Regions from separate parts of the Homo sapiens genome. Here region 2 is linked to region 1. The links are chromatin loops, found by intact Hi-C in ENCODE. Cell type or tissue: HCT116. All regions are shown on one strand. Each heading gives the region's core, and the rest is flanking DNA. Links, peaks and the distances in the headings are about the cores only.

Region 1 (15,515 bases), core at 5,097-13,096:
ATTTAAAAAAAAAATCCAGATTTCCAGCTTCTCTTTGAAGAAATGAAATGATCTGGCAATATTGGATTGATATCACTTCCAGGCAATACGAAGCTTGAGCTGAACAGAGATTGTCCCTTTAGACAGAGCAAGGCAACCTCCAGTTTGTCACAGTCCCCACCACTCCTTGTTATTTTCCAGACACCTGGGCCAAATGTCAGTTTCTCAGTTTTTCTCTATCGAACTACTGTTTTATGTAATAGCACAGTTAAAAGGAAGCAAAAGTTTTGTATTTATGTATTCACCAAATGTGTGTGTCTGGAGGAGGAAGGAGATGTGGAAGGACAGTGAACTCTGGTTCACATGTTTAGGTTACCTGGTCTTTGTAAATATTTGAGTTTTTAATTTCCGACTTTAAATGTTTTCCTCCCTCAGGAAGCCTGTCCCATTAAACTGAGATTCTATCATTTGAAATGTTCCACACCAAAAGGTTTCTTTAGATTCCAATGCAACTGAGATTTTAGAGGCAACTTTTAAATGATTTTGCACAAATCATCCTATAGTAAGTAATTCTGAAAGAAAAACATTTCCACTGTCGTGGGTAAGCACATGGTCTCCCTCACTAACAGACCACCCCTATAATTCACCATCAATGCTGACGTTCTCAAGCTCGGCTGACTTTCTCATCTGAGAAGTTGGGAAAGGAAGTAGACATAGTTACAGCCTCTAATATGCAACCCTCTGAGTGAGGACAGGTTTGCCTGCAATAAAGTAATTATGTAATTGTTACAATAAAATATAATTTACCACACCACTCCAACAGAAAAAGTAATTTTTTTCCTTATTGAAAGGCTCTGACTTTTCAAAAGATTAAAGGTGGTTACTGCAATATTTCTGAGGCAAGAGAAAAAAAAAATGAAGGAATGAATATTGCTTTTAGCACGGCAACACAGCTAAAATGATATGATTGTTGCAAGGACATTGTTCAGAATATTAGACGACTCTAAAGCAGTAACAGACTTTCCATATTTAATATGAGTCTTTGGACAAAATTAAATTTTAGGAACAGTATAAGGTCACACAGTCAATGTGCCAACCTTTTTTACATTTATTTCAATCTCATCTCCCAGGATTGTCACCAGAGCCTTGCCTTCTCTCCGTCTCCATAAATAAACTGTGTTGACTTTTGAACCCACATTCACTCTCTTGGCTTAATTACCTTCCATGATAATGAATGTGCTTCCGATTTCCATAAAGCAGCCCACATGGGAACCTCACTTTTTATCTCCCTGCTTTGCTCATTTACGTAATAATTGCTGAAAAGACAGGAACTCTCCCTCCTTCTCTCCCTCTTTCTCTTCCCTCTCTTCATTTCTTTCCTCCTTCGTCACAATTATTTCTTTCTCTTTTTCCCTTCTTCTCCCCACTCTCCCTTCCTTCTCTTCTTCCTCCTCTTTCTCCCTCCTCTCCTTTCTTCTCTTCCTCCTCCTCCTTCTCTCTCTCTCCTCCTCCAACTCCTCTTTCTTCTTCTCTCTCTCTCTCTCCCCATATGCCTTTTTTCAGTCTTCCACATCCCTTACCATGACCAAGCTTCTGTCTGCTTTTCCTCTCTCGTTCATTCACCACAGCAGCCTTATTCTATTTTGGAAGCTAAGAGATTTTTTCTTCCTGAGGGAAATCACACCGGCTGTTTCCTCAGCCCAAATGCCCCACTCTCAGATCTGCCTTAGCCCCCAGCTCATACATACCCTTCTGGGAGAGGGTATTGCCATGGCCCTCCTTTCCTCCTCCCCCAGCTACTTACCACATCTGTCTTCATTTCCCTCACTGTACTGTCCCTCTGTAGCTATCTTGCTTCTTCTCTATGTACATTTGTTTTGTCTGTCTCTCCCCAGATAGAATTTAAGCACCACGAAGTCAACTGCTGGTTCTACAGGCACTGAAAGAATACTTGTTGATGAGTGAATGGAAAAAGATCCATCTACCCTTTGCAGGTGCTTCCTTTTCTCTTGTAGAACCACTTGAGCATTCCTTTAGAGAGTTGAAATTCCAGTATCATAGGTCTTTTTTGGGGGAAAATTATAGCAACTTATTAGCATTACAATTTTGTATGGTGGTAGGTGTGGAGGGTATCTAAGGCCATGGTTTTCAAATGTCTCATATGCATAATGAACACCCAATGCGGTAAGTGCAAAGCCTGGGGTCCTCTTCCAGAGATTTTGTTCTGGGGTAAAGCCATAACATCTTAACAAGAACTTGGAGCTTCTGGCACAGTCCATGGAGGCTATTTTGAAAAATACCATGCCAGGGCTTAGATGATGGTGTAGACTGAATTAGGTGATGCCCTTTCCCAGAAATGTATCTGCACACAAAAATTTACGAAAGAACCCAGGAGAATTTTTGGAGGAAAGGGAATGGGACATCTACCCTTCAAGGCTTCAAGTTATTAGAAATTGTCTGCTGGAGGATGGGTTGGTTCTGCTGAGACCAGGTCCATTACCAGAGGATTACCATAAACCCAAAGAACCGTCACTCACCATGAGGAAGACTGGATTCTAGGCTAGGGAATGCACAAATGGACAGAGGGCTAGTTCAGGTGACACTGATACCCTTCCTGACCTAGCGTCCTCAGTGGATCTGAATGGAAAGAACCCTTTCTAAATCCCTATCTTAAAGATCTGGAGCAGGGTTTTTTTATTGTTGTTCATTTCAGTTGTGAGAAAATACAAAATACAGTGTTTTTTCAAACCCTGTGGAAGGTAAGGTGAAGAGGGGTCACCCCAAAGCTCTACATCCTCTTGTGAAATACATCTTTCTCATCTATAGCAGGATGATTCTCAGAATGAGCATCTTACAAAAATTTAGGATGAGAAATCTCAGGATCAGACTCCCTGCTCATCTGACTATAATTCAGAGTCAGTATAATTTGAGCATTAAAAGAAATATGACCTTATTTTGTTCTCATAGGTTGCTGGGGTCTGGAGACACTGAAATGCTTAGAATTATAAAATATTAGCATTAGAAAGACCCTAAATGTGTCAGAGACAGGAAAATTGAGGATCGCAAGAGGAAGAGAGCCATCCAACATCACATGGTTGCATAGTGCCAGATGCAAAATTCACTCATTCATTCAACCTTTTAAGTATTTTTTAAAGCATCTACCACAGGGCTAGTTCTTGATGAAAAACAGATAAATTCAATTCAAAAAACATTTATGAAATTCCTACTATCAGCCTGGCACTATAGTGGATATGGGGGACATATCAAGATAAATAAGATGCAGACTTTCTCTTGAGGTGTTCACTGTCTAGTGGAGAAGGGGCAAATTCATAAGGAAAAACCATTGTATAGTGTGATAAATGCCACTCTCAATGAATGCATATAATGGGATCACATCATACATTTAACTTACATTTAAAAAGTCATTCCCTTTATTTATAATAAAAAACAAATCTAACAACACAGATTAGTTTACTTGAGGCAGTTTATTATTAAAATGGAATGTAATAAACCATGCAAACAATCAGGAACACTTTAAAATCTATGTCATTAGTTATTTGGGAAATGATAATAAAGCCACAATGAGATACTACTACACACCTCTTAGAATGTCTAAAATTCTAAGACATGACTGACCATATCAAGCATTGGTAAACAGGTAGAGGAACTGGTATTCTCATACCCTGCTGGTGGGATTAAGTAGTAAAAACGCTTTGTAGAACAGTTTAGAAAACATGCTTACTCCATTTGATTAAAAAAGTTAAATATGGGCTGAGTGCAGTGGCTCATATCTGTAATCCCAGTGCTTTGGAGGGCCAAAAAGGGGAGGATAGTCTGAGGCCAGGAAGTTCAAGACCAGCCTGGGCAACACAGCAAAAACCTGTCTCTACAAAAATAAAATTAGCTGGATGTGATTGCATGCACCTGTAGTACCAGCTACTTGGGAGGCTGAGCAGGAGGACTGCTTGAGCCCAGCAGTTTGAGGTTACAGTGAGCCATGATCCTGCCATTGCACTCCAGCCTGGCCAAAAGAGCAAGTCCCTGTCTCCAAAAAAAAGAAAAAAGTTAAATGTATACCCACCATGTGACTCCTAGGTCTTTATCCAAGAGACAAGAAAGTCAAGATTCATCATTCAAATACTTATATTATACATGAATGTTCACAGCAGCTTTCTGTGTAATCACCCCAAACTGGAAACTACCCAAATATTTATCAACAGGTGAATGGATAGCCAAATGATCACACATCCACACAATGGAATACCACTCAACAATAAAGAGGAATCAACTAGTGAGATACACAACAAAACAGATGAATCTCAAAATAATTATGGTGAGTAAAAGAAGCCAGAAAAACAGCATATGATTCCATCTTCACACAGTTCTAGAAAATGGAAAGTAGCCGTGGTGTTAAAATGCAGATCAGTGGTGACCTGGTGAGCCGTGGGTGGGGTGTGGTGGCAGGAAGGAGGAATTTCAAAGGGGCACAGGGAACCTTTAGGGGATGATGATTTCACAGGTATATTTTTATGTCAAAACTTCTCAGAGTATACACTTTATGCTCAGCTTATCAATAAAGCTGATTAAAAATAAAGACACAATAATAAGTCCTAGGATACCATGTTAAAAAAAAAAAAAAAAACAAAGAAGATCAAGGGGTTTGGAGTTACAGAACCTGACCCAGGGTGGGCTCCCAGCTCAAAACACACCAGCTGTGTGAGCAAGCTCGAGTCTCCCAACTTTTCTGAAATCCTTTTCTTATCTAGCAAATGGGGACAATAATTCTTGTCCTACTATTTTATGGGATGATAATGAGGAGCTATTAGAGGAACAAGCGCAAAAGGGCTTTGTAAAATTTTAAAACATTACACACTGAGTGGTGGCTGTCCTCATTGGCACAGGACTCGCTTATCCCCAGTAGCAGGAAATCTCTCTGATGACCGGTCAGAGGAAAGATGACAGGAGGGCAGAGAGGAAAAAACACATCTACAGGGACCAATGAAGCCACAGCAAAGAGAGGTGCGTTTGATGACAGAAGGAAGGATGGAGGGAAAGGAGCCAGGGAGAGCTGAAACAGCAGCAAGGAGAATTGCAGGTCAGATTCTGCGGGGCTGGAGACCAAGGGGAGGCCGGTGCTGCCACAACAGAGGAAAGAGTGAACCCAATAGATAAGGGAAACAAAAGCAGAGGGCAGAGCCTGGGCTCAGACTAGGACAAAAGAACTCCTGGGAACACAGGCTCGTGAACACAGACTCTGCCTCCCTCCCTGCTGCCAGACTGATCTTCAGTCAACTCAGTCACCCACTTACTCTTGGGAGGAACAAAACCAATCCTGACCAGGGCCACCCCCAGGCCTGGCTTCTGCTACTCCCCCAGCCTCGTCACCTACCACTTCCCCCAGCATTGTGCACACTGCTCTTCTCTCAGCAGGGACCACGGAGACGCAACGCAGGGTCTTCCCTCAGCTGAGACTGCCCTGCTCTCCCCCGTTTGCCTAAACCTCTACTGGTGCATCAGATCTTAGGTCAGCTGTTGCTTTTTTAGGAAAGCCTGTCTTGGCCTTCTAAACCAAATCAGATTCCCCCATGATGCCCTTTCACAGTACCTGACACTGTTCCTCTGCCAACATATCATTGTTGTATTTACATTGTTTCTTGGGATGACTCAGTCAGGGTCTGTCTCTCCCACCAAACTGCAGCCTCCATGGGGACAGACAGCATGTCAGCTTTTGCTCTCTGTTGCAATCCACGCATCTATTACAGACGCAAAACAGGTGATGAATAAAGGCATAAATCAGTCTTGTGAGAAAGACTTTATTTGAAACCTTAAGAAATAAAGAATGAATGATATGTGTACGTATGAGACTAGTCTACAAGGCATAATCTATGATGTGGACATTTTTATTATCCCCATTTTACAGATGAGAACACTGAGGTTCAGAGAGGTAAAGTCACTTGCCTAACAGCACACTGCTCATAAGTGGCACAACCAGGAGGTGACCTGTGTCCTCCTGACTCCAAGGCCTGACCTCTTAATCAGCCCTTTTCCTCTAATTTTAAAAGAAAGGTTGATCCCTAAAACCCTGTCCAGCTCTGCCTTTCCCTGATCCTATAATCTCAAGAAAATTAGCTGGCGATCCCCCAACAAGATAGCCCCCACTTGCAGTCTGCATTAACCTTTCAGATCTCAGAGGCACCTGCCAACATGCCCCTCCAGGAACGACACACTCTTCCACTCCTGAGCTGAGAACTGAGAAGAATTACAATCCAATTGACTCCGCAGGCTAAAAGAAGCACATGTTTAGCTTGCATCAGCAGTGCTGACTCTAAATTAATATTTTGACATCAATCTTCATCCACCATGTGGCAGCTCAGAGCTGTGTCCTCCCTGGGTAAGCCTGGGGCAGCCGGCTCCAGGGAGCGGGCAGGGTCAGAGGAGCCCCGACCCCCTGAAGTCTAATAAAATTGCTTTGCCACATAGGAAACTGCTGCTCAAAGAGAGCCTCTCCTTTCAAGTACACAGGCTGTCCCCATCCCTGATTCCTGAGTCTTCAGGGGAGGTGGTGTAAATGGAAAATTTCCCCCACAGTCAGAATTGGTTGGAGAGTGGTCAGTCATTCGGACATTTGTTAATAATTTATGGAGGTCTACCAGCCACCCAACATATATATCAGATTTGCATCTTTTTACATGTTTATTTTTACTTTTTTTTTCTTTTTCTTTTTTCTGTCGGGGGGTGGGTGGTGGCGGTGAGGAGAATGTCTCACTTTGTTGCCTAGGCTGGAATTCAGTGGCATGATCACAGTTCACTGCAGCCTCAACCTCCTGGGCTCAAGCAATCCTCCCACCTCAGCCTCCCAAGCAACTGGGACCACAGGTGTGCACCACTGCACCTGGCTAATTTCTAAATTTTTTGTAGAGACAGGGTCTCCCTATGTTGCCCAGGCTGGTCTTGAACTCCTGGGTTCAAGTGATTCTCCTACCTTGGCCTCCCATAGTGTTGGGATTACAGGTGTGAGCCACTATGCCTGGCCCAATTTGCATATTGTCATGGCCACAGGAAGATCTAGTTTTAGTCTAGTGTCTGTGGAATGGGATGGGAAATCTAGGTAACAAAATCTATTAAGTGTCTCCCATGTACCAGTCATCCCTGTCTCAATGGATTCTCACAATAATCCATCTGGGTAAATATTATTATCCTCATTTTATTGACAATAAAACAGTCTAAGAGAGGTTAAGCTACTCAAAGCCATGCAGGTAGAACAGGCAGGATTAGATTTAAATCCAGGTTTGTCTGGTGCCAGGTCTACCTAATGTCTAATGTCTATGGGTTTAATAACCAACAGTTGGAACAAAGAGTCTAACACAAATTTTACAAAGAAATAAAAATTCAGTTATATCTAGACATACATTTAGTGAATCACATTTGTGAAAAGGATACTATTAGACCAGTGCCATTCAGAGAATGATTCACAGATTGATGCCAGTCCATGACCTGCTGGTTACCAACCTACTGTGGTAAGTTTAAAACTAGGAGAAACCATTGAGAGACTTGGATAACAAGTTGACGTGGGCATAACATCCAAGAATGTGATCATATAATTCATTGTTAATGTATTTTGTAGAACTACTGATCCATAATAGATAGGAAATACAATTTCTAAGTGTTCCTTCTCTACAAACAGCTTCTGCACAGCACCGAACTAGATGAAATTGGGTCTGTGGGTGTGGTATCATTTGAGGTATACTACAGTGAGTACTTTATCAAGTTCAAGGGTGAAGCCTCTTACAGACTCACCATTGTCAATCATATTCCAGCTTTTCCATGCTGTGTGACCTTGGGGAAACTTCTCAAGTTCTCTCTGTAGAGAGAGATAATAATGGTGCTAAACTCCTAGGATTACTGTGTGAATCAAAAGAAAGTATCTACGTGAAGTACTTAGTACAATATCAGGCACAAAGCAGTCACTCAATAAATGCTAACTGCTGCATTTATTGAGTGTTTACATTAAGCCAAGATAAGTTGCTGATTATTATTATTATCACTTGTCTTTTATTGACATCTGTTTTGTCATTAGAATGTATTCCTTTGGGTTATACTAGTAGCCTTATTTTGAAAACAAAATATCCCCTCCCATCCCCTGCCCCAAAAGAAAGGTATTTAATCATATCAACTCATTTACCACTAAGGCAGTGATAAGTGGGGAAAGAGAAGATAAAGAAAATGAGAAAGACCCTAAGGGCTCATGGGGATAGGGCAATGCTGGGGATAGCCTGTGAAAAATAATCTTGGTAAGGGAGGATCTTGAAATATGAAATTCTGGAGACATGAAAGCCAGGGATGAGGCTAGGTGGCATTTTGGGAGCATTCTCTTGAAGAAGGCAGAGGAGAACAGACATTCAAATGAGTAGCACAGAGCATAGTTAAGAACCAGAAACCTGGAGCCAGACTGCCTGGCTTTAAATCTTGTCTTTTCCATTTAGTAGCTGTGTGACCTTGGACAAGTTACATTTCCCTGCTGTGCCCCAATTTTTCCACCTGTAAAATGAAATAAAAATAGTACTAACCTCATAGGGTGTGAGAAGTCAATGGAAGTATGTGCGTATATATACACACTTGTTCTTACACTGTGTCACAAATTAACAGCAGGAAGTTTGGAGAGAGCCGTCTATGGTTAGAATGTTCTGTTACCACTACTACTAATGACATTAATTATAGCAAATACTCTATAGCTCTCACTAGGTGTCAGGCACATATACATATACATATTTACACACCTACGTACATACACACCACACACACACACATATACATATGAACCACAACATTATCACCCTAAAAATGCATTGCAGATCATGCCAAAAATATTCAGGGCTCCCTGACGACTTGCAGGACAAAGCCTAAACTCTAGATGAATACTATGATCCAACTCTGATTAAATTTGAGGCCACTGGAGGCAAGTGATTTATCTACATTTTAAACGGGAATCAAAGATAATTTTTAATCAAAGTCTGGTTTTATTTTAATCGGAAGCTATTTTTAAAAGACTAAAAGGCTAAAACTCCAATGCAGGAATTTCAGGAATCTTATGAAGGGAAAGGAAGATATTTTGGAATGGTGAGGAAAGAGGGGACTTACTGTTGCCTCTCAAACCATACTAGTATCTTCTGCCTGCTTGTAAGGTGGGCTCCAACCAGAAGATTGTGGTGGTGTCCTTAACCCCAATTTGTCAATACAATCACACCCCCAACCCAGTCACTTGGTGACCCCTGCTGGCAACCCCTGGGTAATACACAAGTGGTGCAGGTGGTTCATGAGCCCTCCTGGGAGAGTATTTTTGACCCAGTAATATGCCTTTGGGTACCCATTGCCCAGATCTTGCTTGCTTTTTCTATGATTTTCCAGTAAAAAAGAAGCACGGCCCCATGGAGAAATGGCTGATCCCATGATTCCAGGGAAAACACATGATGAGCCTGGAGCACCTTGCAGTGTCTTAAAGATATGCTAAAAACAAAAACTGCCTGCACCCTGCACCCCCATGTTTATTATATCACTTTTCACAGTGGCCAGGATATGGAGTTGGCCTAGATGTCCATGGACGGATGAACGGTTGAAGATTGTCTTGTATATGCACAGTGGAATACTGTTTAGCCATAAGAAAGGAGCCCTGTTGTTTGCAGGAGCATGATGGAACTGGATGGAGGTCAATATGTTGAGTGAGATGGGCTGGGCAAAGAAAGACAAATATCACATGGTCTCACTCATATGTGGGAGATAACAAATTGATTTCATGGAAGTAGGGACTGAAGTAGTGGCTGCCAGAGTCTAGGAAGTGGAGGGGGGTGGTGAAGAGAGGTTGGCTAATGGACACAAGCAACCAGTTAGAAAGCAGTAGTAAGTTCTAGTGTTGAATAGCACAGTAGGGTGACTACTACAGTTAATAATGAATTAAAGTTTATTTCCAAATAGCTGGAAGAAAAGATTTGAAATGTTTCCAACACAAATACATGATAAATGTTTGAGGTGATGGGTAAGCTAAATACTCAGATTTGATCATTATATCTTATATGTATCAAAAATAGCATATGTGTCCCATGAATATATACAATTATTATGTATCAATTAAAAGGGGGGAAATAGCATAAAATAAAATGAGAAGAAAAAATTTCAGAAATCATAGAACATTATCTCTGGCCCCACCACCAGTACCCTATGTGCAACTTTTGGTAGTATGAAACTTTTTTGTTTTTGAGAAATCTTCAAAGAATTAGATTCCAGAAGCTTCCCTCAGTAGTTCTTTCTAGCATTAAAGCTCAGGCTGTGTCTAAACCTAGCTGAATTCAATTGAAAACTCATATTTATTTAGGAAACAAACCCCCATACATAGCATGGGTGCCAGTATTTCATGTAAAAAATGTTCATCCATAAACATAAAGTACTTCTACTTTTAAAACAAAAGAAAAAGAATGGAGACATGTCAAAGAGATTCAGAATCCAACCTGATAGAGCTCCTAATGTCCAAAGCTGGAAGAATTTGAACCCAAAATAAGTAACATGGTGTTGGATTATAACACAAGTATAAAATAAATATAATGATTCATGCTGATATAAATAAAAGATTGAGTTAATGAACAAGAAGTAAATAAGAAGGGGAAAAACTTCCTTATAGAAAAATTTCAAATAATATAGGTATATATTATTATTAAGCTCTAGGAAGTAAAGCTTAATCTCTCACCTTCTTTGACTATAGGCTGAACTTGGTGACTTGTATTCAAAGAAAAGAGTATGGAAAGGGGAAAAAATAGTAACTTTGCTGTGGAGAAATCTGGTAAATACCACCATAACAAAATGATCGAGGTTAACATCACCAGCAAAGAGTTATGTTAATATTTTGTACCCCCTGATGTGATATGATGAGAAGGGCACTTCATCTCTGTGGCATTCTTCCCCAGAATCATTACCCTAGTCTAATCGTGAGGAAAGCATCAGACAAACACATACTGAGGGCCACGTTACAAAAATGTAAAACTGACCAGTATTCCTCAAAATGGCCAAGGTCAAGTAAAACAAGGAAAGATTGAGAAACCATTATAGACCAGAGGAGGCTGGGGAGAGACATTACTACTAAATGCAATGTGGCATCCTTGGTTCTCTCCTGGGCCAGAAAAAGAACAGTAGTGGAGAAATCTGGTAAAATCTGAATAAAGGCCTGAGTTTAGTTAAAGGTATATAATGATGTTGACAAATTTACCATGGCAAGGTGAGATTCTAACACTAGGGGTAACTGGGTGAGGCATATACAGAAACTCCTTCTGTTATATTTGCAAATTTTCTGTAAACCTAAAATTATTCCAAAATTTAAAATATATATATATATATATATATATTGTGTAATAGCTATTGAGGAGGCTCAGAGCAAGAGAATTCAGTCTCCTGGGTGCTGGGAGATTTCTGAATAGACTACCAGGTAACTCATCAGGACCTTGTCTCTGTCTGGAGAGTGAGGGCCTGGGTGGGGAACCAGCAATGTTACAACAGGCTGGCCATGAATCCATGAAAGCACCTACCCAGCCAGTCAGCTCATGAGAGGAAGCAGAAGCTTCATATGCTCTCTGGTGGGCTGACCCACAGTCCTTCCACAAGAAAAAGAAAAAGCTTATCAATGTGTACTTGTGCTAAAAGACCATAGCAAATGGTCCTATTTTCTTCTTTATTTTATAGAATTTTTCACAATATGGAATCTCAACGTGTTTCCCAATAGCCTAGTATTCAAGGGGGGAAAGAAAGAAGGGAAAGGGGGAGTGCCAGGAGAATCATATTATAATTTAATGAGACATGACTTTCCAAGATGGCACAATGGCAATACTATTTTTGCCATTGACCCCTCTTCACTGGTCAAACAAAAACATTGTCCATTAGAAATCAGACATATAAATAGATATCTTATTTGACCTATTGTTAGCATTTGACACAGTTGATAACTCATTCCTCCTTAATACATTTTCTTCATTGGCCTTCAGGACAATATGGTGTCTTGGTTTTTCTTCTATTTCACTGGTCAGTCCCCAGTCTCATTTGCTGTTCCTTTCTCCTCTCACCAACATTTAAACTAGGGCTTAAACCTGTTTCTCTTATCTTTCTACAGTCACTTCCTTGGTGATATCCAGTCTCATTGGCATCTAGATGCTAAAATGTTCCCGAATTTGTTTCTTCATCCCAGATGTCTCTCCTGAACTCCAGACTCACATTCCAAATGTTTACTGGACATCTCTACTTGGATGTCTATCAGAATTCTCAAACCATACATATCCAAAATGGAACTACCAATCTTCCTCATTGCCCCAGCCCCCACCCAAATTCCTGTTCCACTCACAGCTTTCCCATCATGGCAACTCGATTTTTCCAGTTGTTTGAGCCACAAATTTTGCAGTTATCTTTGACTTTTCTCATTCTCTCACAACTCATAGGAAATCTTGTTGGTTCTTCCTTCTAAATACCTAGAATCTAACCACTTCTAACTGCCATGGCTGCCACCCTCGTCTGGTCTGAGCCACCATCACCTGTTGCCTGAATGACTGCGACAACTCCTTACTGATGTCCCTGATTTGCCCCTCCTAGAGTCAACTCTCAGCCAGCAGCTAGGATATGTTAGATTATGCCTCTTCTTTGCGCAAAACCCTGTAATGGCTCCCCATTTCACTCAGAGTAGAAGCAGAAGTGCTTACAAGACCCCATGCGATCTGCTCTTGGGATCTTGGGTGCCTCTCTGTCCTCTAGTCCCTCCCTCCCTGGCTCACTCTGCTCCATCCATGTTATCCTCCTCGATGTTCCTCAAGCTTCCCCTAGGGCTTTTATGTGGGCTATTCTCCCTGCCTATAACTCTTTTCCTGCAGATATACACACAGAGAACTTCTAGTCTTGGCTCAAATTGTAGGGTTACTAGATAAAAATAAAGGACACCCATTGAAATTTGAATTTCAGATAAATAGTGACATGGACATGCAATCTTGAACATACTATGTATACTAAAAATTGTGATTTATCTAAAATTGAAATTTAACTAGTATCCAGCACTTTTGTTTGCTAAATCTGGCAATTCTACTCAAATATCATCTTATCAATGATGCCTATCTCCATCTTCCTCTCTAAAATCCTACTTACCCTTCTCACACTCGCTTTGCCCTTTTTTTGATATACAACCTAACATGTTATACAGTTTACCTATTTATCACCTTAATCTTCTGTTTCCCTACACTGTCATGTAAAGATTCAGAGAAGGAAACATTCATTGATATAACCCAAACACCTAATACATGGCAGGCACATAGTAGGTGCTCAATAAAAACTTGTTGGACACATAAATATCTTAAGGGATTAAGAGTTATTGCGCTTCTGCATCCCAGCAAATATTGTAGTAGGTGCTTGGGATCCTCGCAATAACCTTGCAGTACATGTTATCTTTTTTCCACAGTCAAGGCTCAGGGAGGTTTGGTAATGTCTCAAGGTCACACAGCTAGTAAGTTGCAGTTCTAGGAGATAAATGCAGTTCTGCCAAACTCAGCAAGCCATTCTACTTTAGCTGTGCTGGGAAAGGATCAGGCAGATCTCGTCAAGGGGAAGTTACTTATTTATTTATTTTTGGTGAGAATTTATACATCCTTTGGTGAGAACCAAGGATGCCACATTGCATTTAGTAGTAATGTCTCTCCCCAGCCTCCTCTGGTCTATAATGGTTTCTCAATCTTTCCTTGTTTTACTTGACCTTGGCCATTTTGAGGAATACTGGTCAGTTTTACATTTTTGTAACGTGGCCCTCAGTATGTGTTTGTCTGATGCTTTCCTCACGATTAGACTAGGGTAATGATTCTGGGGAAGAATGCCACAGAGATGAAGTGCCCTTCTCATCATATCACATCAGGGGGTACAAAATATTAACATAACTCTTTGCTGGTGATGTTAACCTCGATCATTTTGTTATGGTGGTATTTACCAGATTTCTCCACAGCAAAGTTACTATTTTTTCCCCTTTCCATACTCTTTTCTTTGAATACAAGTCACCAAGTTCAGCCTATAGTCAAAGAAGGTGAGAGATTAAGCTTTACTTCCTAGAGCTTAATAATAATATATACCTATATTATTTGAAATTTTTCTATAAGGAAGTTTTTCCCCTTCTTATTTACTTCTTGTTCATTAACTCAATCTTTTATTTATATCAGCATGAATCATTATATTTATTTTATACTTGTGTTATAATCCAACACCATGTTACTTATTTTGGGTTCAAATTCTTCCAGCTTTGGACATTAGGAGCTCTATCAGGTTGGATTCTAAATCTCTTTGACATGTCTCCATTCTTTTTCTTTAACTCTTTAACAAGAGTTCCATTTGGTGTGTGGAGCCCATTTAATTTGAGAAAATGATCCTCAGATGACTGTTCTTGGTTTGCACTAAATGTCATTTTGCAGATGTATGGGACAGAATGCAAGTGATTGCTCTCCACAGCTCTGTGGGCTCTTGTCCTATATCAAAACGGTTTTGATTCACTCGCCTTCTCTCATGTTCAAAGCACACATTTGTTAAATTGTTTCAAGATGTCTCCAAGGTACAATTTTGTTTTTATAGTTACTGTCATCCCAAACTATTTAATGTTAATTTCTTACAACCTACTCCACTGTCAGCTTGCCTCATTGTTGATATTTATTTCCCAGCTAAATGTGCATTTATTTGTTGACATTTTTATTAAATTAGACCATAGTAAATCTGTCAGTGTTTATATCTTCTTTCCCTTTGTGCTCAAGAATTCAAAGTAAGTTGATGTGTTTATTAACTGGCTGACCAGTTGCCCTGAGCAACAATAAAGGGTAAGTGCTGTGATGTTAAACTATGGCAGGGGGTTGGGGGAACCCTAAAACCCCCTGTGATGTCTTGGCACATCTTGAGGTCCAGGACTGCTTCTGATGCCTTTGAATAAGGACCTCCAGAGAGATGGTCAAAGAAGACATCACTGTCCATCCTGTGCATCACTGAGAACTTGAAAAGGAGCATGGGATACCAAGAGAAACCTTGAAGAGTGCATAGGGAGCCTAAGAAATGACCTCTGTCTCCTGTTGCCTGATCAGAAAGTGTAATAGAATGATAAAGAACACAGGCTTGGATGTCAGACAGATCAGAGCTTGCCAGCTTGCTATCTAAGTTTGGGTAAGCTACTTAAATTCTCTAAGCCTGAAATATCTTATTTATATATTGGAGTTAATTATAATATCAACCACATAGAGTAATTATAAAGACCTAATGAGATAAGACACATATATGTTTAACATCATGCCTAACATAATGTAACTGCTCAAAAAATAGTGAGTGACTGCCATTATTATTTTCTTGCTTCGCTATAGAGTCCATTTTCTTCCCCTACCTAGTTCTGTCTGATTTCTGCTGCCATCCTGTATTACATTTGCCTATCCTGAATTACCTGCACGGGAGCAGTGATTCAGAATTATGACTTAGCCAAGTCAAACTTGGATTGCCTTCTTTCAAAT
Region 2 (15,515 bases), core at 4,860-12,859, 1.2 Mb before region 1:
TGTGGACTATAACTTGGATGTTTTATCTTCTAACTTGAATTATTTTGCCTCCAACTTCTAGTTTGAGCTAATTGGCTCTAGCATGATGAGAGAAAGTTCCTTGGGAGATGCATAGGAATTCCTTGTCTTTGGCAACTGCATCTTTTTTTTTTTTTTTTTAATCCAAAGAAAAGAAAATGCATTGTTCAGCTGTCTGACGGGATGGTAGACTAGAAATGTTGAATATCCAGTTAACCTCATTTGATCTAGGAGAGGTTGGGAAAGTTAAGATTACTAACAAATTTTCAGTGCTAGGTAATTTTCTATTGTGAATGTACTAGGAAGGAAGCCATAGAAGGGAAGCACCTAGAAGCCTCTCCCAACCCTGAGAATCTGCCTCTTATAGACAGGAGAGCTGAAAGTCTGAGAGAGCCATTTTCGGACTCATAGCCACAGGACAGGCTTTGGAGATGGCCTACTCTAGACACTTTGATTTGACACTTAGGAAAGTGAGGTACAGATGGAGCAGTCATTTATTCAAGGTCATGTAGCTGATGGCAAAGCACTTTGGATTCCTGATCTCGGAGGGGGGGTTAGTGAGGAAGAACATGCCGTTCTGTCATTGGACAACACAGTCTGTTTTGTGCAAATATTCACAGACAATAGCGTTCAGGAGAAAAAATAGTCATATGAAGGAAGAAGTTGACTCTGGGAGAAGAATATTCCTATCTAGGAAGGAATAGACTCTCCAACAAATGCACAGAAAGGCAAATTGGTCATTTTTTTTTCTTTTGTTTTTTAACATTTAAGTTTGAAAGTCATCTGATAGTTCACCCACTGTGTTTCTCTGGTGTATTTTATTTAGTAAGAGTTCTTCTAGAGTTAGGAAGGAGGAAAATGATCTGTTATAATCTGCAGAATGAATAATGTTAATTATAAAGGAGGATGCAGGGATGGTACATGGGCTTAATTTGCAGCAAGAAAGACTTAAGTGAGATGCACTGAAGAACTTGACAGGGAGGGTTTCTTAAGATTGGAATGTAATCTTGGCAGAAATTATGGGATTTTCTTTAATTCTGTTATTATAGCTTTCATAGTGCAAGCTAACCATCTCTGCTTTTAGCATTATCTTTGTAAAACACCAATCTAACCATATTGATAGCCTTTTCTTATAAAATTATTTTAGTTATTTACTCCTGATGCCTGGGTTTGGCATGCAAGTGACATTATAACATGAATTGGTGTTATTTTTCTTATCTGGAGGTAATCTACTGGTTTCATTTTTGATTAAAAACATTAAATGATACTGTCTGTAGTTAAATACAGTTAGGAAGAATTATGTCTCCTAAAGATCACTTGAGGTCGGGAGTTCGAGACCACTCTGATCAACATGGAGAAACCGCATCTCCACTAAAAATACAAAATTAGCCTGGCGTGGTGGCACATGCCTGTAATCCCAGCTGCTCGGGAGGCTGAGGCAGGAGTATCCCTTGAACCCGGGAGGTGGAGGTTGCAGTGAGCCGAGATCGTGCCATTGCACTCTGGCCTGAGCGAAAAGAGAGAAACAGTCTCAGAAAAAAAAAAAAAAAAAAAAAAAAACAACAGCAAAAGAAACAGTCCTGAAGTTAGGAAAGCTCTGCCACGCACAGCTCCCCTACTCACTGCCTGTTGCTTGAATACTCCAGCCCTACTGAACTTTTCCTCAGATAACTGCTATTTTTCCTCTTCCTTGACTAACAAACTTTTACTCACTCTTTAAATCCAACTCAAATGCCAGTTTTATTTTGCCTTTTCTGTTAAGCTTTCTCCAACTCCCAATAAAAGGGTTGGATACTTCTTTCAGTAGTTGCATACCCCTTTGTTCATAGTGTGTTTATCACACTTATCATGTGGAATTATAATAGCTGGGGCTGCTCCCCACTGTAACCTTATCTGGCCCATCTTGGAATCCACAGGTCCTGCCAACAGGTGCTACCTAATACATGTTTGTTAAATGAATGAAAATTAGTCTAAATTAAGGAACACAAAAGCCAGGAAGCGAGTTCATGTCTATCTTAGTCATTGTTGTGTAGTTATTGTTGTGTTCCCTTGGCCCTCTGAAGTTTTGCTGAAAAAGCAGCTCACAAAAGGCAGATTAATTTTTTTAACGCATTTCTTTTCCTTTTTGAGATAGGATCTCGCTATGTTGCCCAGGCTCTATTGCCCAGGCTAGAGTACAGTGGTGTGATCACAGCTCACTGCAGCCTCAGTCTCATGAGTATCTGGAACCACAGGCACATACCACCATGCTGGCTATTTTTTTAAAATTAATTTATGTAGAACTAGGGTCTCCCTATGTTGCCCAGGTTGGTCTCAAACTCCTGGGCTCTTGCCTCAGCCTCCCAAAGTGTTGGGATTACAGGCGTAAGCCTCTGTGCCCAGCTAAAGGGCAGATTTATTGAAGAAAACGCATACATATTTACTTAATGGGTATACACAGAAGCCTGCAGAATGAAGACCCAGGATACAGGGGAAACTGTCCTTTTTTTTTTTTTTTTTTTTTTTTTTTTTCAGAGTCTCGCTTTTTTTTTCGGAGTCTCGCTTTGTCCCCCAGGCTGGAATGCGGTGGCGTGATCTTGGCGCACTGCAAGCTCCGCCTCCCGGGTTCACACCATTCTCCTGCCTCAGCCTCCCAAGTAGCTGGGACTATAGGCGCCCACCACCACGCCTGGCTAATTTTTTGTATATTTAGTAGAGACGGGGTTTCACCATGTTAGCCAGGATGGTCTCGATCTCCTGACCTCGTGATCCACCCGTCTCAGCCTTCCAAAGTGCTGGGATTACAGGCATGAATCACCATGCCTGGCCAACTGTCCATTTTTATGCTTAGGTTCAACAAAGTATGGACAGCCGTGTGGAAATAGGATTGGACAAAAATGTATAATCTACTGCTAATAGAGTGGGGAAACCCAGCAAGGCCTGTTTGTCTAGATTCTTGTCTATCAGATTCTGTCTGTGCAGCATTCCGTCCTTCTGGGTACGGGGTGGAACCCCCTGTGGAATGGGGTTATATGACCTACAGTCAAACAAGGTAGGCCAGATCATGTCTTTACGGCCAGTTTTTGCACAGAAAGGCAGAGGAAAAATAGAGTGATATTTTTAGGCTTTATGGTTGTCTTCAGGGAATAAAAGAGGGTTCTGGTTTCTATGACCAGCCTTGGGAAGAGGGATTCTAGTGCCTATGGCTAGCCTCAGGGGAGAATGGGACTGAGAGACAGAAGAGCAGAAGAAGGTCAGAAGAAAACCTTTTACTTCTGGGGCCTTCATTTTGAAGTGTTGTTTTCTGAGCCCTAACAGTTAACTTCTCTTCGAACATTTTCTAGATTTTTAGAGAAGGAAATGTTACTGAGTGCTGGGCATTTTAACCTAAGGAACAGACTTTTGGGGTGTAGCCATTAGCTTATGCATCCCTAGTATAGAGACAGGTACGACTGGAGGGTTTGTTTAATTTTACGCAGTCATCCAAAGCTTGCTGAGTGTGTGTGAATATTTTGCACAGTTTGTTTTTCACCTCTGGCTTTACAACAGGTCAACATTCTTCCACCTGCCTCTGGTCCTTGTGCTCCCAACTGACATGTCTAAGCCACAATCACCTCACTGCATTAGTGCAATCAATGTCTACTCTTCCCTTCTCTACTCTTGCACTTCTGTATCCACCCCCAACAGGACTCCCCACTGTGCTCCTGCCTCTGATCTCCATTCTGGTCCTTGAGCACTGCAGTTTTTCCCAGCCTCAGCGCCTTTCCACTGACTGTTCCCTCTCCTAGCTCTTCACCAGGTGGCTTCTTTCATTCTTCAGTTCTCAGCTCACATCTTCAGAGAGGCCCCTGTCTTACTCACGTTCCCCTCGGAGCACCCTGAGACAAGCAAGCAGATGGCAGCAGGTGGCTTGGGAGGCACAGAAGGCAGTAGCAGGGGAAATCAGTGGCAAGAGGCACCAGCCACCACCGCAGGCCACCAAGCTTCATCCTGTGGGAAGCTCTGGGAAAGGCATAAAATGCTGCCTCTGGGTTACCCCTATGAGTGCTGAGGGACTTGAACATTTACATACCCCCTCCACTGGTACTGGATCCTTGGGGAGGGAGAGAGCACTTCTGATTGCTCCTCGTTATGCAGAAAGAGCAGTGGGAATATGCAAATACGGGCAGTTAGAAACAGTCCTGAAGAGTAGTTTTCAAACTTTAGTGTGCTCACAAACCCTGGGGATCTTGTTAAAATGCAGATTGGTTAAAGAGTTCTGTTAGGAGGCCTGAGATGCTGCGGCTCTTAGAAGCTCCCAGATGATGCCCTTGCTGATGTTCTGAGGATCACATTGTGAGGAGCAAGCAGCTGCCGTGCATGGCCAAGGGACGTCAGAGGGACAAGGAGGCCCCAGTGGTGTCTGCTCTGCCTTCCTCCATGCCCATCCTCAAGTAGGAATCTCCAGACCCCCAAATTTGTTTCTTTTGCATCACAAGTCACTGTCTGAAATGACTGTCTTTGTGGTTTGGGTGTCTTGTTTAGTGCTGGGCTTCTTTATTAGAACGTAAGTTTCATAAGGGCATCATCTTATTGTGAGTCATTTTCCCAGGGACTAGCACAGTGCCTGGTGCACAGAAGACTGCTCAGTAAATATTTGTTGGATGATTTGCTTTTCACAGATGATATTCTCATAAAGACACTTATATATGAAGTATATATTTACATATAAGAAATGTTAGGGGCTCCTCCCCTGAGAAATGTTCTATGATTAACACAAATGATGTGGCAAATACCAAATGCCACATTTAGTTATTCTTTCTGAAGGTTTTTATGTTCTCTCTTAAGGCTATAATAAAATGTCAGTATTTAAGTTGCTCATGGTGCTCCATTACCTGTTGCAAATGTGAGTATAATTATGCTTTCTTTCTCACATCAGCAGTTTCCCAGCCATAGGGGCTCTTATCCTTCAAACCCTGCCACTTGTCTAGTTGGCTTCCAGGCGTTTTTCTTGCTGCAAGGTGGTAGTGTGTGGAGGGATCTGACATATAACGGGACATGCCTTGACAGCAGTTTCTTCTTTCCACCTAGTCCCTGCCAGGCAGATGGATGGGTGGCCATAGGAAATACACCTCCCTCTGTTCATCTCTTCTTCATTTTAGTGCCAGCAAAGCTGTGGTTCCCAGCGTAGTACTCAATGATCACTCACTGCCTCTCTTCCTCTGTTATTAAGTGTTCATTGGGAGCCTAGTATGTCCAGGCACTCTTACTCCTGCTTTGGCTACAGGAGTGAACAAGGCAGACAAGAATCCTTGCCCTGATAGAGCTCAGTTTGTATTAGAGGGATACAGGTGATGATCCAGATAAGGAAGTAAGGTATAGAATACCAGATTAGTGGTCAATGCTATGGAGAAGATAAAGCAAGGAAGGAAGGTGAGGAGGCAGGGGAAGGTATTATACTGGTGCAGAGAGCCATGGAAAATGGGGGCTCCCCTAGGGTCTGAGCTTCCTCTGGAAACAGGAATGAAAGGCATAGAGTGATTAGGCCTCACTGTCTCAAGGCAGAGAGTGAAGGAAAGGCAGTGAAGGTTGGGTTGGGGAAATGGTTGAGGGTCTTGGGGAAAAACACATGGAATCTCTCTTGGCTCTTGCTGATGGAGGTATTACAAAGGCAAAGGGCAAACTTCTTCGCCCTCCAAAGGTTCGCTGATAATCAACCAACGAAAGGCAGATTCATGGAAAAAAAGGCATACAAATGAATTAATGTGCATGGGAGCCTAAAGAATGAAGACCCAAAGATACAGGGGAAATTGTCCATTTTTATGCTTAGGTTCAACAAACTATGGACGGCCGTGTGGAAATAGGATTGAACAAAAAGTGTGAGATCTAATGCTAATAGACGGAGTGGGGAAACCGAGCAAGGCCTGTCTGTCTAGATTCTTCTTGGCCTCTCTGAGCAGCATTCCTTCCTTCTCAGTATGGGGCAGGACACTCTCTGGAATGGAGGTCTTACAATCTATAATCAAACAAGATAGATCAGATAATTTCTGTATGGTCAATTATTACACAGAAAGGTGGGGGAAAAGTTTGAGCAATATTTTTAGGTCCTATGGCTGGCTTTGGGGAAAAGTGGTTCTGGTTTTTTGATCCACCTTGGGGGAGGAGAGATTCTAGCTTCTATTGCTAGCCTCAGGATAGAATTGAGGGGTCAGAGATAGCAGGCCAAGAGAACGTCAGAGAGAAACTTTTGGAAGAGAAGCTTCTGGGCTGCTTCTGAAGCTTTCATTTTGGGGTATCATTTTAGCCCCAATAGTATAATAGAATTCTTTATTTTTTTTAAATTTTATGTGTGTATTTAAAAAAAAAATCAGCGATATACTTACATGGGTCAACATTTAAAAAGTACAAAAGGATATCTAACCAAAACAATAAACTCCCACCTTTATCCTCTAGGATCTCAGTTCCCCTTCTCGGATGTAACTTTCTAAACAGTTTCTGTATTTTTTCAAGACATTTTGCTCATATACACGGAAACACACACACACACTACATACACACATATATATGTGAATATCTGTAAGCCTATCTATATAAATATCCATAGAATATGTGTATATCATATATATACATGCACGTATGTATATTTGTACATGTATGCATGTATTAAATCAAGTTTAGCCTAAAGCTGCCTCCTTACATATTTAAGTTCAGCCTAAAGATTTTTCTGTACGTCATGAACTATAACAAGTGGAGGTATAAACCAACCATAACACACAACTGTACCAATCGCTGAGTTTCAGCCAATCAAATGTAGCCAACGTTATTTGAACCATGTTCAAACAAGGCAAACACGGAGCTGTAACCAAACCAGTTGTTTCTGTATCTCACTTCCATTTTCTGTATATCACTTTCCTTTTGCTGTCCATAAATCTTCCACCATGTGGCTGCACTGGAGTCTCTCTGAATCTTCGGTGATTCTGGGGGCTGCCCGATTTGCAAATCATTCATTGCTCAATTAAACTCCTTTAAATTTAACTCGGCTGAAGTTTTTCTTTTGACACGTGTGTGTGTATATATACACACACACATAAATATACGTATATGTATATATACATCTATATACATGTATATATATACATGTATATATACACATATATGTGTATATATATTTTAAATTTAAGATTATTTAGGAAGCTCTCATGTTATGAGGAGTCTGTTGGTTGCTGGATTCTTTCCACTGTAGGTAACACTTCCACAAATCAAATAAGGCTTTAGTAGGTTGCCTGTCTATTTCAATTTTAGGAACACCATGATCAGTTAGGCAATATCAGAGATATCTGCAGGGCAAAAACATTCTGAAAAATGCTTTAGCTTTTCTTCCCATTATGGTAGCTATGTCCATCTTGTGATTAAAGGCATAGACTGAAAAATCTAGAAGCAAATCCTAGTTGGATATCTATACTAATTTCCCATTACTGCTATAATGAATTATCATAAACTTAGTGGTTTGAAAATACAGTTTTATTACCTTACAGTTCTTTGTGTCAAAAGTCTGAAATGGTTTTTAATGGGCTGAGGTCAAGGTATCAGCAGGGCTGTGCTACCTCATGAGGCTCTAGGGAAAAATCCATTTCCTTACCTTTTCCAGCTTCTAGACGGTGCCTCCATCCCTTGGCTTAAGGTGCCTTCCTCCATCTTCAAAGCTGGAAATGTAGCATTTTCATTCATTCTCAGTCTGTCTACCTATCCCCCTTCCTTCTGTCACCTCTTCTTTCATCATAATGTGTCTTCTCTGACTCTGACCCAACCGCCTTCCTCTTATAAAAGCTCTTGTGATTACATTTGACGCACTAGGATAATCCAGAATAATCTTCCCATCTCGAGATCCTTAACACATCTGCAAACCGTTTACCCATGTGATGTAACATATTCACAGATTCTGGGGATTAGAACGGGGACATCTTTGGGGAGCCACTATTCACCTTATCAAAGGTAGTGTTAGAGAAACTTACTTAACTTCTAGGAGTCTGTTTCCTCATCTACAAAATTTTCATAAAAACAAAGCCTCTTCCCAGCAGATGGCAGTAGCAACTGTCCTCCCACTCCAGTTGTGACAGGGTTCCTTGGCTGGGGCCTGGGTAGGGGAATTACCAAAGGTTGAAAACAACTGCTGTAGTGATTACTGTATGCATCCTCAACTTAACACCCCAATTTATCACAAGAATCAATTAGTATTTCGCTTCTTTGCAAACAATGTAAAAACTTTGCACAAAAAATTCCACTAATCTCTCTCTAGTTCGTTGTGCTATTGATGTCACATATTTTATTTCTGTCTATATTATAAACCACTAAACTTTATTGTGTTTTGCTTTGGCTTTTTTGTTTGTTTTTGTTTTTGTTTTTTTGTTTTGAGACAGGTTCTTGCTCTGTTGCCCAAGCTGGAGTGCACTGGCACAATCTCAGCTCACTGCAACCTCCATCTCCCAGGCTCAAGCCATCCTCTCACCTCAGCATCCTGAGTAGCTCGGACTACAGGTGTGCACCACCACACCCAGTTAATTTTTGTATTTTTCATACAGATGGGGTTTCACCATGTTTCTCAGGCTGATCTTGAACTACTGAGCTCAAGCAATCCACCTGCGTCGACCTCCTAAAATGATAAGATTACAGGTGTGAGCCACTGTGCCTGGCCTGTGGTTTCTAATAGTCAATAATTTTGAAAATTTAAAGTATTCTTTTATGTTTATGCACATATTTGACCTTTTTTGACATTGTTCATTCCTTCCTGCAGATCTTTGCTTTCATCTTGAGTTATTTTCTTTTAGCTTCAAAAGCTGGTGACATATTTTCTCACCTTTTGTTTTTTTAAACATCTCTATATGCACTTCATTTATAGAATTCTGTTTTTCTTTCTTTCAGCACTTTGAAGATGTCAATTCCATTGTCTTTTGTCTTCTATTGTTTCTCTCTTTTTTTTTTTTTTTTTTGAGACAGGATCTTGCTATGTTGCTCAGACTGGACGTGAATTCTTCAGCTCAAGCAATTCTCCTGCCTCAGCCTCCCAGGTAGCTGGAACTACAGGTGCACACCATTATACCCAGCTGTCACCCATTGTTTTCTGATGAAAGTCAGCCATGATTTTCATTGTTGTTCTGCTAAATATAATCTATTTTCTATGTCTACATTTAATAATTTATTTTATGTGTGCATCTTAAAATTTTTCCTATATTTTTGATTTTCAACCAGTTTGTGATGACCTGGATAAAATGACTGATGCTGTTTTCTCTGCTGTGTCCATTCTGCTTTAGCTCTATAAATACATTTTTAATTTCATGCACAGTAGATTTTTTTTTTCAGTTCTGGAATTTTCACTTTGTTCTATTTTAGCAGTTTTATCTTTTGAAATTGTCATTCTTTTTATCCATTTTGTCAATCTTATCCTCAAATTTCTTTAATATATTTCAATAGTTATTTTAAAGTCTTTGCTTATTCCGATATTTGAACCATTAGTGGATCTGCTACTGTTCAGTTTTTTTTCCTTTTAATTAGGAGTACATCCCGCTTCTTCACTTATTTCATAGCTGTTTATTGCCTGCCAGAAATTGTATAATTAAAAATAAAACCCTACAGCCCTTGGTATAAATACTGTCTTCTATCTTATTCTTTTTTAACTTTTAAATATATATATATATATAATTTTTTAAAAAATTATACTTTAAGTTCTGGGATACATGTGTAGAATGTACAGGTTTGTTACATAGGTATACATGTGCCATGGTAGTTTGCTGTGCCTATGAACCCGTCATCTAGGTTTTAAGCCCTGCACGCATTAGGTATTTGTCCTAATGCTCTCCCTCCCCTTGCCTCCAACCCCCTGGCGATAGGCCCTGGTCTATGATGTTCCCATCTCTGTGTCCATGTGTTCTCATTGTTCAACTCCCACTTATGAGTGAGAACATGCGGTGTTTGGTTTTCTGTTCCTGTGTTAGTTTGCTGAGAATGATGGCTTCCAGCTTCATCCATGTCCCTGCAAAGGACATGAACTCTATTTTTAAAATATGAAAGGCTTCATGAGTTTGTGTCATCCTTGTGCAGGGGCCATGGTAATCTTCTGTGTCTTGTTCAAATTTTAGTATATGTGCTGCCAAAGTGAGCACAATACTATCTTCTAAAAGGGAGGGTGTGTTCTTTTGTCTGTAAGTTAGGGAAATGGGTCAATCTTTATAATCCAGAAAGAATTTGAGCTGATTTGTGGCTGGGATACAGCTTTAGTAAGCTTTATTTCACCTGTGTTTTCACATGTATTTAGGGCTAACTGGGTCTGTACTGTATATATTATAAACTACTCTCTCTAGTAGGACCTTGGGATCTAATCACCAGAAGACTACAGAGTTCTCTCTCTCTGCTTTTCCAGTTCCATTTTCATACCATTTCCACACACTCACCAAAAGTTTCATGGGGGAAAACTCAGCAGGTAAGAAGAACAAGTTCTTTGCATTTGAAACTCCTACAGACTTCAATCCATTTATACTAGCCCACAAGGTCTGCAGGCTTTCCTGTATCATAGCAGAGTTCCAGAGACTGTGATAAGCCCAGTCTTCCACCAGCCCCTGTGGAAATTCAGCAGAAGAGAATTTCGCCACTGATACCTGCTCAGCTAGAAATACCTTATCCTCCCCTGTAATTGAATTTTGGATCATTTTTGATCTGCAACCCTCCAATCTCTTAAATATGGGGGAGATGGGCAAGCTGATCCAGTAATTTTTGTGGTTTATCTAGTGGGAGAAATGGTCCATCAAGACCTTCTACATATTATCTGAAGGCTGGAAGTTCTTAACTTTTAAATATTTTAAGATCTCTAATGATGTCCCTTTTTAATTTCTGAAAATTTTAAGTATAGTTTTCTCACATTTCTTTTAATGAATCTTGATAGGTGTTTATCTGTTTTATTAATCTCCAAAAATACCAATTTTTAAATTGTATGTTTTTTATTTTTTTCCTCTTTAACATTTCCTTCTACTTTTTCGCATGTAATTTATTGTACTTTTTTAGCTTTTTAGGAGATTATTAAATAATTTTTTCAGTTTTTTTCCAAAGTGTGTGTTTGATTTTATAAATTTCTCTGTCAGCACTATTTTATCTACATTGCACAAATTCTGATAGCTATACTCAGTTCAAAATATTTTCTAATTTGCTCTGTTATTTCTTCTCTGACTTCAGGGTAATTTAGAAAACAATTCCTTAATTTATAAACATTTGGTGATTTTCTGTTTATCTCTTGGTTACTGATTTCTAACTTAGTTCCACTATGGTCAGAGTACTGATTCTGGCTTCATGGCCCATTTTGGTAAATGTATCATGTGCATTTGAAAAGAATGTGTGTTCTGCAGCTGTTTGGTATAGTGTTCTATATACATACCAGTTAGGGCAAATTGGTTAATTGGATTGTTCAAAAATACATCTTTTTATTTTTCTTTTTTTCTTTATTAAATTTTTTTTATTATTATACTTTAGGTTCTAGGGTACATGTGCACACTGTGCAGGTTTGATACATAGGTATACATGTGCCAGGTTGGTTTGCTGCACCCATAAACTCATTTACATTAGGTGTTTCTCCTAATGTTATCCCTCCCCTAGCCCCCTAACCCCCGACAGGCCCCAGTATGTGATGTTCCCCACCCTGTGTCCAAGTGATCTCATTGTTCAGTTCCCACCGATGAGTGAGAACATGCAGCCTTTGGTTTTCTGTCCTTGTATAATTTGCTGAGAATGATGGTTTCCAGCTTCATCCATGTCCCTGCAAAGGACATGAACTCATCCTTTTATGTGGCTGCATAGTATTCCACAGTGTATATGTGCCACATTTTCTTAATCCACTCTATCATTGATGGACATTTGGGTTTTTGTTTGTTTTTTTTTTTGCTATTTTCTTTGCTATTGCTAATACTGTCTTCTATTTTATTTTTTAACTTTTAAATATATATATATATAATTTTTTAAACAATTATACTTTAAGTTCTGGGATACATGTGCAGAATGTGCAGGTTTTGTTACATAGGTATACATGTGCCATGGTGGTTTGCTGTGCCTATCAACCTGTCATCTAGGTTTTAAGTTGCAATAAACACACATGTGCATGTGTCTTTATAGTAGCATGATTTATAATCCTTTGGGTAGATACCCAGTAATGGGATTCCTGGGTCAAATGGTATTTCTAGTTCTGGATCTTTGAGGAATCACCACACTGTCTTCCACAATGGTTGAACAAATTTACACTCCCACCAACAGTGTAAAAGGGTTCCTATTTCTCCATGTCCTCTCCAGCATCTGTTGTTTCCTGACTTTTTAATGATCGCCATTCTAACGGGGGTGAGATAGTATCTCATTGTGGTTTTGATTTGCATTTCTCTGATGACCAGTGATGATGAGCATTTTTTCATGTGTCTCCTGGCTGTATAAATGTCTTCTTTTGAAAAATGTCTGTTCATATCCTTTGCCCACTTTTTGATGGGGTTGTTTGTTTTTTTCTTGTAAATTTGTTTGACTTCTTTGTAGATTCTGGATATTAGCCCTTTGTCAGATGGGTAGATTGCAAACATTTTCTCCCATTCTGTAGGTTGCCTGTTCACTCTGATGGTAGTTTCTTTTGCTGTGCAGAAGCTCTTAGTTTAATTAGATCGCATTTGTCTATTTTGGCTTTTGTTGCCATTGCTTTCGGTGTTTCAGTCATGAAGTCCTTGCCCAAGCCTATGTGCTGAATGGTAATGCCTAGGTTTTCTTCTAGGGTTTTTATGGTTTTAGGTCTAACATTTAAGTCTTTAATCCATCTTGAATTAATTTTTGTATAAGGTGTAAGGAAGGGATCCAGTTTCAGCTTTCTACTATAGCTAGCCAGTTTTCCCAGCACCATTAATAAAATAGGGAATCCTTTCCCCATTTCTTGTTTTTGTCAGGTTTGTCAAAGATCAGATGGTTGTAGATGTGTGGTGTTATTTCCGTGGCCTCTATTCTGTTACATTGGTCTATCTCTCTGTTTTGGTACCAGTACCATGCTGTTTTGGCTACTGTAGCCTTGAAGTATAGTTTGAAGTCAGGTAGCATAATGCCTCCAGCTTTGTTCTTTTTGCTTAGGATTATCTTGGCAATGCGGGCTCTATTTTAGTTCCCTATGAACTTTAAAGTAGTTTTTTCCAATTCTGTGAAGAAAGTCATTGGTAGCTTAATGGGGATGGCATTGAATCTATAAATTACGTTAGGTACTATGGACATTTTCATGATATTGCTTCTTCCTATCCATGAGCATGGAATATTCTTCCGTTTGTTTGTGTCCTATTTTATTTCATTGAGCAGTGGTTTGTAGTTCTCCTTGAAGAGGTCCTTCACATCCCTTGTAAGTTGCTTTCTTAGGTATTTTATTCTCTTTGGAGCAATTGTGAATGGGAGTTCACTCACGGTTTGGCTCTCTGTTTGTCTGTTAATGGTGTATAGGAATGCTTGTGATTTTTGCACATTGATTTTGTATCCTGAGACTTTGCTGAAGTTGCTTATCAGCTTAGGGGGATTTTGGGCTGAGACGATGGGGTTTTCTAAGTATACAATCATGTCATCTGCAAACAGGGACAATTTGACTTCCTCTTTTCCTAATTGAATACCCTTTATTTCTTTCTCCTGCCTGATTGCCTTGGCCAGAACTTCCAGCACTATGTTGAATAGGAGTGGTGAGAGAGGGCATCCCAATTTTGTGCCAGTTTTCAAAGGGAATGCTTCCAGTTTTTGCCCATTCAGTATGATATTGGCTGTGAGTTTGTAAAAAATAACTCTTATTATTTTGAGATACATTCCATCAATACCTAGTTTATTGAGAGGTTTTTTTTTTTTGAGATGGAGTCTCACTCTGTCACCCAGGCTGGAGTGCAGTGGTGCAATCTCAGCTCACCGTAAGCTCCGCCTCCTGGGTTCACACCATTCTCCTGCATCAGCCTCCCAAGTAGCTGGGACTACAGTTGCCCGCCACCGTGCCCGGCTAATATTTTGTATTTTTGGTATAGAAGGGGTTTCACCGTTTTAGCCAGGATTGTTTCAAACTCCTGACCTCGTGATTTGCCTGCCTTGGCCTCCCAAAGTGCTGGGATTACAAGCATGAGCCACCACGCCTGGCCTATTGAGAGTTTCTAGCATGAAGTACTGTTGAATTTTGTTGAATGCCTTTCCTGCATCTATTGAGATAATCATTTGGTTTTTGTCATTGGTTCTTTTTATGTGATGGATTATATTTATTGATTTGGGTATGTTGAACCAGCCCTGCATCCCAGGGATGAAGCCCACTTGATCATGGTGGATAAGCTTTTTGATGTGCTGCTGGATTTGGTTTGCCAGTATTTTATTGAGGATTTCCACATCCATGTTCATCAGGGATATTCATCTAAAATTCTCTTTTTTTGTTGTGTCTCTGCCAGGCTTTGGTATCAGGATGATGTTGGCCTCATAAAATGAGTTAGAGAAGATTCCCTCTTTTTCTGTTCACTGGAATAGTTTCAGAAGGAATGGTACCAGTTCCTCTTTGTACCTCTGGTAGAATTTGGCTGTGAATCCATCTGGTCCTGGAGTTTTTTTGGTTGGTAGGCTATTAATTGTTGCCTCAGTTTCAGAGCCTGTTATTGGTCTATTCAGAGATTCAACTTCTTCCTGGTTTAGTCTTGGGAAGGTGTATGTGTCCAGGAATTTATTCATTTCTTCTAGATTTTCTAGTTTATTTGCATAGAAGCATTTATAGAATTCTCTGATGGTAGTTTGTATTTCTGTGGGATTGGTGGTGATACCCCTTTATCATTTATTGCATCTATTCTTCTCTCTTTTCTTCTTTATTAGTCTTGCTAACAGTCTATCAATTTCATTGATCTTTTCAAAAAAACAGCTCCTAGATTCATTGATTTTTTTGAAGGGTTTTTTGTGTCTCCCTCTCTTTCAGTTCTGTTCTGATCTTAGTTATTTCTTGCCTTCTGCTAGCTTTTGAATGTGTTTGCTCTTGCTTCTCTAGTTCTTTTAATTGTGATGTTAGGGTGTCAATTTTAGATCTTTCCTGTTTTCTCTTGTGGGCATTTAGTGCTATAAATTTCCCTCTACACACTACTTTAAATGTGCCCCAGAGATTCTGGTACGTTGTGTCTTTGTTCTCATTGGTTTCAAAGAACATCTTTTATTTCTGCCTTCATTTCGTTATTTACCCAGTAGTCATTCAGGAACAAGGTGTTCAGTTTCCATGTAGTTGTACCGTTTTGAGTGAATTTCTTAATCCTGAGTTCTAATTTGATTGCACTGTGGTCTGAGAGACAGTTTGTTGTGATTTCTATTATTTTACATTTGCTGAGGAGTGCTTTACTTCCAATTATGTGGTCAATTTTAGAATAAGTGTGATGTGGTGCTGAGAAGAGTGTATATTCTGTTGATTTGGGGTGGAGAGTTCTGTAGATTTCTATTAGGTCTGCTTGTTGCAGAGCTGAGTTCAGGTCCTGTGTATCCTTGTTAACCTTCTGTCTCCT

The links. Peaks named below come from ENCODE experiments on the same cell type or tissue, not always from the same donor. Only the 100,000 strongest peaks of a DNase experiment are listed, where the experiment ranks them.
Region 2: it touches region 1 in a loop (11-fold over the local background); 27 of 110 quality-filtered maps call a loop at or near these places.

The regions. Positions count from the first base shown.
Region 1 is chr5:155,610,719-155,626,233 of GRCh38, reverse strand. No RefSeq gene overlaps it. Among named protein-coding and RNA genes, the nearest start is that of KIF4B, 600 kb to the right of the region's middle. In HCT116, for the core only: a CTCF peak has its summit at 9,255 (motif pointing left); a DNase peak (open chromatin) is centred at 9,233.
Region 2 is chr5:156,808,748-156,824,262 of GRCh38, reverse strand. It overlaps the pseudogene RNU6-556P. Among named protein-coding and RNA genes, the nearest start is that of PPP1R2B, 34 kb to the left of the region's middle. In HCT116, for the core only: a CTCF peak has its summit at 8,062 (motif pointing right); a DNase peak (open chromatin) is centred at 8,076.